Linked DNA regions of Homo sapiens: region 1 is linked to region 2. A link is an interaction called in ENCODE POLR2A ChIA-PET data of the cell type or tissue named here. Cell type or tissue: PC-9. All regions are shown on one strand. Each heading gives the region's core, and the rest is flanking DNA. Links, peaks and the distances in the headings are about the cores only.

The links. Peaks named below come from ENCODE experiments on the same cell type or tissue, not always from the same donor. Only the 100,000 strongest peaks of a DNase experiment are listed, where the experiment ranks them.
Region 1: POLR2A ChIA-PET joins it to region 2 with 5 read pairs; 3 of 35 experiments call an interaction of 5 or more read pairs at or near these places.

The regions. Positions count from the first base shown.
Region 1 is chr3:156,599,104-156,603,503 of GRCh38, reverse strand. No RefSeq gene overlaps it. Among named protein-coding and RNA genes, the nearest start is that of SSR3, 46 kb to the right of the region's middle. In PC-9, for the core only: no CTCF peak of the experiment used is centred there; DNase peaks (open chromatin) are centred at 761, 1,655 and 2,493.
Region 2 is chr3:156,528,312-156,532,711 of GRCh38, reverse strand. KCNAB1 (potassium voltage-gated channel subfamily A regulatory beta subunit 1) reads right to left here. Exons shown (of 14, transcript NM_172160.3): 13 at 1,215-1,303. Among named protein-coding and RNA genes, the nearest start is that of SSR3, 25 kb to the left of the region's middle. In PC-9, for the core only: no CTCF peak of the experiment used is centred there; no DNase peak of the experiment used is centred there.

The DNA.
Region 1 (4,400 bases), core at 134-4,133, 71 kb before region 2:
CCCCCAAAGTTATTTATTGGAGACATGTTTCACCTCTTGTACTTGGCAACCAAAGCACAAAGATACATACCAACATGTTCTTAGGTTTGTTCTAATTTTATATCCCAAATGGCCTGAGAGAAAAGAAAGGGGTGTTCTTTGTCTCCAGGAAACTCAATGTGACTTAACTTTTTCTTCTTTAGTAAATTACTATGTACTTTGTGTTACTTATTTGTAATATATCAAATAAGTTAGCTGGTAAAATATAAAGAGAAAAAAAACCTCACCATATGTTCAAAGTCAACAACAATAATAACAAAAGAAAACTTTAAAAAAAAAATGGGGAGAAGAAAAAAAGGTTTACTGGATACAATTATCCCAACTGACAACAACTAAGTCCAAAAGCTATAACATAAATAGTTAAAATTCTCATGGCAAGGAATGAACTTGCCCCAAAATAAATGACTGTACAGATGAGCCCAAAGTGTTCCCGCACAAGCAAATTAATAGTTTGGTTTTCTAGGGGTAGATGTGCATAAACATCACATTAACTGTTCTGAGAACTGTTTGCAGATTTTAAAGACAACTGTGACCACTTTCATGATGACCCCATGGATGGTGATGTTCCCAGAACTGGACATCAGGAAATCTTTAAGTATGTACTAAATCAATTAGAAGGAAATCATGCTGACCCTAGAAGGGATTATGAGTTTAGTTGACACCTTAGTAGGAAAATGAAATATTCTGTTAATGACTCACTAAAGCATATAATGTCCTGGAACAGGGAATCACTGTACTGTACTTTCTTGCAAGAGGTGTAACATTTCAGATGCGCTCTTTGAGACTGGAGTTATTTGGGAAATGAGTACATGAAAATCATGAGACTGAGACAAATCACCACTTACACCCTGAAGAAATTCTGACCTCATCTGTAGACTGTGGTTTTCTTTGAAACCCTGAGTTGCTTTTGAACCATAATGTGTGCTTACGACTATCAAGTAGCTCTGACATGAAGCTTCAGGAGACACAAACCTTAGACATACCACAAAAATATGAGCTTAGAGGATACTACACAATAAAGTACTGTGGGAATTGTTGAAACCCTAGTGTCAGCTCTGGATCTATTGGCACTGCTCCTTTGCTCCTGATTGGCTGAAAGAGCTTTTGATCTGGTGGATTCTTGTGCCTAGGTCTACTCCACCTGGGACTAGAAGGTACCATGGGGTCCGTCTTCTCTCACACTCATAAAAATTGTACTATCTGGAGTCTAAGGCAGTTATATGTAAGAGGAATTACATAAACATAATGCACGTGTAACTTCATTTTGTTTTACATGATAAATTTTGCATAACTTTGTTTTACATTCAAACTTCTTTGTCTTTTAACCTGAAAGGAAGTCACAATTTACCAGTTCCACTCAAAGCCAGGATCAGGGTGAGGTGAATAAAGTACTCACCTTAGACACACAGTTTAAGGTAATGCAAAAAATACTCAGTAATCAAGGTAAAAAATATAAGTCCACATAACAACATCCTGGTCAATGATGAACCACATGTAAAATATAAAGATACCTTAAATATATTTTATCAGTTGGTGGCCCCATAAGATTATAGTGGAGCTGAAAATTCTTATCACCTAGGGACATTGTAGCTGTCGTAATGTCCTAGTGCAACAAATTACTCATGTATTTGTGGTGATGCTAGTGTAAACAAACTCACTGCACTACCAGTCATATAAAAGTATAGCAACAAAATCATGTTCAGTACATAATACTTGATCATGATAATAAATGACCATGTTACTGGTTTACTACACTACACTTTTTATCCTTATTTTAGAGTGTACTCTTTGTACTCTTTCTACTTATTAAAAAACAGTTAGCTGTAAAATGGCCTCAGGCAGGTCCTCCAGGAGGTATTCCAGAAGGAGGCATTGTTATCATAGGAGACGACAGCTCAATGTGTATTATCGCCCCTGAAAACCTTCCAGTGGGGTAGGATGTGGAGGTGGAAGGTAGTGATATTGATGTTCCTGACTCTGTGTAGGCCAAGTCTAAGTACATCTGTGTCTTAGTTTTTAACAACAACAAAAAAAAATGTTTAAAAACTTTTTTTAAAGCTTTTAAAGATAGAAAAAAAAAGCTTGTGAGATAAAGATATAAAGAAAATATTTTTGTACAGCTGTACAATGTGTTGTGTTTTAAGCTGTGTTGTTATAAATACATCTGAAAGTTTTTTAAAATTAAAAGTTTATAAAGTAGAAAAGTTACAGCTAGCCAAGGTCAATGTATTATTGAAGAGAGAAAACTTTTATAATAAACTTAGTGTAGCCTAAATGATACGTGTAGATAAACAACATGTGTGCTACAACTGCCTATAGTACTCAGTACAGTAACGTAATGTATAGGTTTGTAGCCTAGGAGGAATAGGTTATACCATATAGCCTGTGTGTGTAGTTGGCGATACCATTTAGGCTTGTGTAACTACATTCTATGATGTTTGCACAATGACAGAATCACCTAGTGATGAATTTCTCAGAATGTATCCCGATCATTAAGCAATTCATGACTTTATTTTAATGCAATGCTTTAAAAAACCAAATTGGCAAACCATGGCTCACAGGTCACTTGCCTATTTTTGTAAATAAAGTTTTGTTGGAACCAGGGCCAGGATTAGGGTGAGGCAAATGAGACAAGGTCATGCAAATGCAGGGTTAGATCCTGTTATTTAAATTTTTATAGTTTGTTCATCATTGAATTTTTGCATTAATTTCATTTTTAAAAAACCATCTCATATATCTAAGTTGCCTTTCAACCTTCCTCCCATTTCCATCAATCTAGGCAGTGACCGAGTCATCCTAGATTAACAGTACAGTATCAATTAGTGGCTAGTGCACAAAGCTGACCACCTACCATCAATTTTTTCCTTCTTCCTTCTTAGGGATGTGATCAAGTTCAACATTGTTCTCTCATTATCCTGTCTTTCCCAGTGCATGCGCGCGCGCGCGCACACACACACACACACTTTTTTTTTTTTTTTTTGAAACAGGGTCTCACTCTGTCACCCAAGCTGGAATGCAGTGGCTCAATTGTAGTTCACTGCAGCCTCAATCTTCCAGGCTCAAGCGATCCTCCTACCTCAGCCTCCTGAGTAGCTGGAACCACAGGTGAGCACCACCGTGCTTGATTTTTTTTTTTTAATATTTAGTAGAGATGAGGTCTTGCTGTGTTGCCCACACTGGTCTCACACTCCTGAGCTCAAGCAATCCTCTCACCTCAGCCTCCCAAAGCACTGGGATTACAGGCATGAGCCACTGTACCTGGCCATTTTTTTAATTAGAGACCTACATATGCTGAAATGTGTTGATTTTAAGTCTAAATATCCTACTTCATTTAATGGTTTGTAAGTGGATACTTTAGTGTTGATGAAAAATACGAGAGTGTACCTGAAGTAGCTTACAGAAAAGAGCCCAGGTTACTGATATAGCATTCTCCTATGTGTATGTCTTTAAAATGCATAAATAAATATTCTTTAAGCAGTTTTATATTAAAAATATTTATTAAATAAATGGAAACAGCTCCAAACAAATATAAAAAAGTAAAAAGACCTGCAGCTATGATATAGATACATTAAAAATTATCTATGCCCAGTTCCATTTTTCATAATGTTAATTTTTAAGTGACCAATATTTAATATGGAAAATTGCTTGGATTTTGACAGCATGTCTGACTGAGAGTATGCAAATTGTACACAATCCCCATGGAAATGACCTTGTGACCCCTGCATTTTATTTAGGTCAGCGTGGCCAGCAGTAACCACCTTGTCCTCCTCCATGCAATTGTTGTGAGGAAAGGAAGAAAACTGTGACAATGACAGGGGTTGGGGGTTGGGAAGTGTGAGAAGCTGAGAAAGGCAAGAAGCCAGAAAGGCCTGCCTTGGGGAGCATGAAGGGTCTATGAGCCTGCGTGGTGAAAAACAGTTCTAAATTGTCAGCGTGCCAAGTGTAGCAAGGTGAATACATGTAGCTACCTCCTTCTCCTGCCCCGACTTCATGGGGGGAACATTTTCTATTTAAAGAAAGTGTGCACTCACCAAATTGATAGGATTATAATTAGGTTTTTCCCAGAAGAGGAATTTTAGGGTGATCTCGTCTCCTTGCTTTCTGCCTTGCCCCAGCTGCAGGGCTCCCTCTATACAGAACGATGCTGAATGAGCTTTCAACACTAGAAATCAATCCTGTCATTTCTTCACTAGACCCCTGGGCTTCCTAAATGAAGTCCGAACCGCTTAGCTTGGCATTCAAAGCCTATTGTGAGCTGGTCCTTGCCTTCAGTGCTGGCCTCAAATCCGAAGGTGATTTCAGCTTGACAGTCTTCTATGTAATTTTTATTTCATTTTATTTTTTATTGAGGTTATGTATAC
Region 2 (4,400 bases), core at 72-4,071:
ATATGGGAGTTGTTAGAAGCAGAGAGGCAGAGGTGATTACACGGCTGCACAGTCCTAAGAAAGGTTGGGGGAATGGGCAGGGATCTATACCATTTATTCCACAGTGTATTCTGGGCTATTTTTAAAAAAGATTTTAAATCATGTTTGTTGCTACCTCCACCTGTTTCCTTTTGGGAATGGTAACAGGGCTGTGTGCTTGTTGCAGGGACAGGTAGATAGGGAAGAAGCTGTGAGACAGTTCTTTTCCTCCATGAGCAAGAGAAAAATAGATAACCTTACCAGGTAGTGGCTATGGCAGGAATTGTGGGCAGGATCGTTCCTAGGGCTTTTAGCAGGGTTGAGAGTAGGATAGGCTCAGGACTAGTTGTGGCCTTTGGGGAAAGGAGGTGGTCACAATAGATACTAAACTCCACCCCTCTAGTTAGAGCTCCCAGGAACATCCTTTCAACCCACCCACTGCCACTACAGGCTCCCCAGAATATGGCTGCAGGCCCCATCTAGTGCCCTGGACCAGTGGCCATCTCATGGGATAGGGAATGGGGATGGGCCTCCTAAATTTGCTTCTAGGGAGATGTGATCCTGGAAGTCCAAAATAGAATTTTGAGCCCATTTCTCTTAAAACATGGCAAATATTTATTCAATAGATCTTGAGTGTTAACTAAGGGACATGTAGTAAGTACCCTAGGAACTGGAAAACCGTGGAAAAGCAAAGACACAGGTCTGACCTCAGAGGGCTTGCAGTCCAACAGGAGAGACAGGCAGTTATACTACATTATCATAAAAGATCATGGGAGGGGGAATACAAGATGTTCAGGGAACAGCAAGAAGGGGCTCAGCACACAGCAGGTGGGCAATATTTGTGGAAAGAACAAACAAGTAAATGATGTATGTATATTGTCCTATGACTTAAATTTCCAAGCAAGTTATCAGGCCGGCTTTTATGGCGAGGCCTGGGAAGTCAGTTGCCACGTATAACACTGCAATGCACTCTTCCACAGAAACAAACCATCCCAAGAAATGAGCTTTGGGAATACTGCCTGTTCATAGGCAGAGGACAACCCTGGATCCATGTACTGGGAAAGTGTTCTGTTGCCTTTGTTCCCCCTACTCTTGCCCCACCCAGGACAGAGAGGGGGAGAGATGGGACACTGCCTGGAGATAGCCTCAAAGGCACCATTAAATTCCCTGATGTTGGAAGGGGCTGCAGTACTTGCCTGAATGGCACCAAGGTTTTCAATGAGTTGTTCAGGAGTGGATGATCCCAGGAGCACAGAACTCACACCTTCATTTCTCAGGCACCACGCTGGGAGGAGAGGACACTGGGTCAGTTTATCAAAGCACTTCCAATCGTTGATTAGCTTATAAACACCTGCTACAGCTGTTTGTTGCAGCCAAAATTTATTAACTTCTTTTTGTGGAGGATGTACAGTGCTTCCTAGGATTAAAAACCTGAGCAGCACCCCCTGTTGTGTAGAAGATTTGACAGAATCTGTCAAAGCCCAGCTGGGAGGGGAAATGCAAATGCATAGAGGCGCTGGACAATGGATTGTAAGATTCTCTCCAGCACGCTCAGCTGCCCTCAAGTAGAAGCAGAAAACACAGATGCACTGCTGTCTTTCTTGCTTCTCCGCTGGTTTTCCAATTGCTAGCCTACTATATGTCTCTTAATTAACACTCAATGCATTTGGGTTGGCTCGGGGCTTAAGGCCTTTTTGCTTTCCACATAAGGCCCTGTCACCTCAACCAGGGCATTCAAGCTACCCACCCTAGAAACACATTGTTCCTGGAAACACCTAACACTGCTCACCAGCAGATGGCTGGATTCCTGTTTCTACCTTGGCCCACAACCTCCTGTCTTTCCACTGTATTCATGGTCTCATTTTCCACATCTGTTGCTTGGAACTCTTGTAGACTCTAGGTTTCTGGTTCCTTGGTTCCCACCTACCTGGCAGCCCTCTCTGGACCTCCCTTTCTTCCTAACCCAAGATTCATCCTGTGTTGATGATCTAAATTACTCTCTTATGAACCCTCACACCCCTCACTTCTTCTGCTTCCTTAGCAAATCCCCATCAGTGCTGCATCTGCGTTTTTGGCTTCTACTTCAGGGTAGCTGAGCGTGCTAGAGAGAATCTCACAGTTCATGGTCTGGTGCCCCTATGCGTTCACGTCTTCCCTCCCAGCTGGCTTTAGCCAGCCTGGCCAGCCTCACTCTTGCCCTTGGTCATCTTTCTTTTCCCGAAAATGACCTTAAACCTGTACTCTTAAACCATCCCATCAACCCCTGCCCCCTCACTCTTAGTAGATGACCTTGTCCTAATGTCTATAGAAAATCAAGTCCCTCCATTGGAATATTCCTTAATTCCCCACTCTCCTGCTGCATAAGCATCCACATCCATATCCTCCAGTTTCAGAAGAGGATGTGTGCGGTTTCTGTCCAAGACCAAACTCTGCCTTGGAGATATCTCCTTTTTGCCTTTTCTTGGACTTGATTCATACATGATCCCACCGCCCCCATCACCCCATTTCAAAATTTCTTACTGTGTCTTTCTGTCAACAAAACATGCTAAAATTTCTCCCATTCTAGAATAGGCTTCCTCTGACCCTTTTTACCTGCTTAGATACTGCCCCAACCTTCTTCCCCTCTTAAACTTCTAAAAGGTCAGTCCAGATTCCCTTACTGATCTTCTTCACATCCCAGTCACCTTCTTGCTGTGTCCAGAAGCTAAGGTCCCCAGGAGCCTGCTGGTGATTACAGTGGACTTCTGAGTCCTTAGCTGCCTGGAACTCAGTGTTGCTGGACTCATAGATGCAGTGTCTGCTGGGCCTTCCTGCTAGATGCCCCACCAGCACCGCAAACTTCTTGCTATAATGCCTGGCCTTCTTGCATTCCCAATCACATTTGGGGGCATCACCAGCAATGTGGCTCCCCAATCTGGAAACCTGGGAGTACTCTTTAAGAACTGTCCTGTTCTGACCCCCTTTTCCCTTTTAACTGCTAAGTCCAGTTGATTATTCCTCCTAAATATTCCTCTAATCAAGTGGTTTTCAAACTTTGGTATGCATCAGAATCATCCAGAGGGCCTGTGAAACACCCATTGTTATGGCTCACCCGCTGAGTTTCTGATTCAGGTCTGGGGTGCAGTCTGTGCATTTTTAACACACTCCTAGGTAATGCTTATGCTGATGCTGCTATCTGGGACCATGCTCTTTTTTTTTTTTTAACCAACTTTATTGAGGTAAAATTTATACATCAAAAATTTTACCCATTTTAGGTGTACATTAAATAATTTTTATAAATTTACCAACCATCATTTTTAAGGTGCAACCTTCACCATTTTTAATGCAGTTTTATAACATTTCCATCACCCTAATAAGATCCCTACCTCAAGTACCAGGCAGCCACTGATCTACTTTTTGTCTCCAGATTTGTCTTTTCTGGACATTTCATCTAAATGGAATCATACAATAGGTGGTCGTTTGTGTCTGGTTTTCACTTAGCATATGTTTTCTAGGTTTTTCCGTGTTGCACTATGTACCCGTATACCATTTCTTTTTGTTGCTAAAGAGTATTCCATTGTGTGGATACAGGGCTCAGTTTGACAATGACTGCTTTGGTTCAGCTGTCTTCTCCGGTTCAGCTGTCTTCTCCTCCTCAGTCACTGCTGCCCTCACTCAGGCCCTCACCATCTCTCTCCTGGATAACTGGTTTTCCTACCTCTTGCTTGAATTGTCCCCTTATATTTCCCCCATACAGCTCTCATCCAGCCAGCAGCAGTCTCTCTAAACACAAATCTGATCATATCACTTCCCTAGCTAGTGCCTGACATAACTCATTGTCCTGTAAGATGAGGTTCTTAATTCTTACCTTGGCAAACCTTATTTTCTAGCCTACCTCTGCAGCTTCATGGCTCCCTACCTTGAACTTTGTGCTTCAGGAGCACTCACCTGTCTTTAAATCCTCTCCATCTCCAAGCATCTTGCTGCTTTTCTCCTCTTCCTCTCCCTTCATTCTGGGGCACATTGCTCAAGCTGTTCCTTTTGCCTGGAATGTCCTTTTGCCTTCCCCTTTCTTTTTGCCTCACTAATATTTGCCTGTCATTTGAGATTCCCCAAAGGTATTGCCTGCTCCTAAAGTACTTCCCTGAATTCCAAGCTCCTACTCTAATTCCCTTATCCCCTGTTCCCTTCTTAATATGATGACCTGTATTAAAATTATCTGTTTATTTTCTTGACTTGCCCACCAGGCTGTGAGGTATGCCTTATTTGCAGTTGGATGCTCAGCCACCAGCCCAGTGTCTTGCACAAAGTAGGAACTTATTAAATGTTTGTTGAATAAACATAGGCATGGATGATTGATGGATGTCCCCAAGCACATCTTCTGCCCCCATTTGGACAGCCAT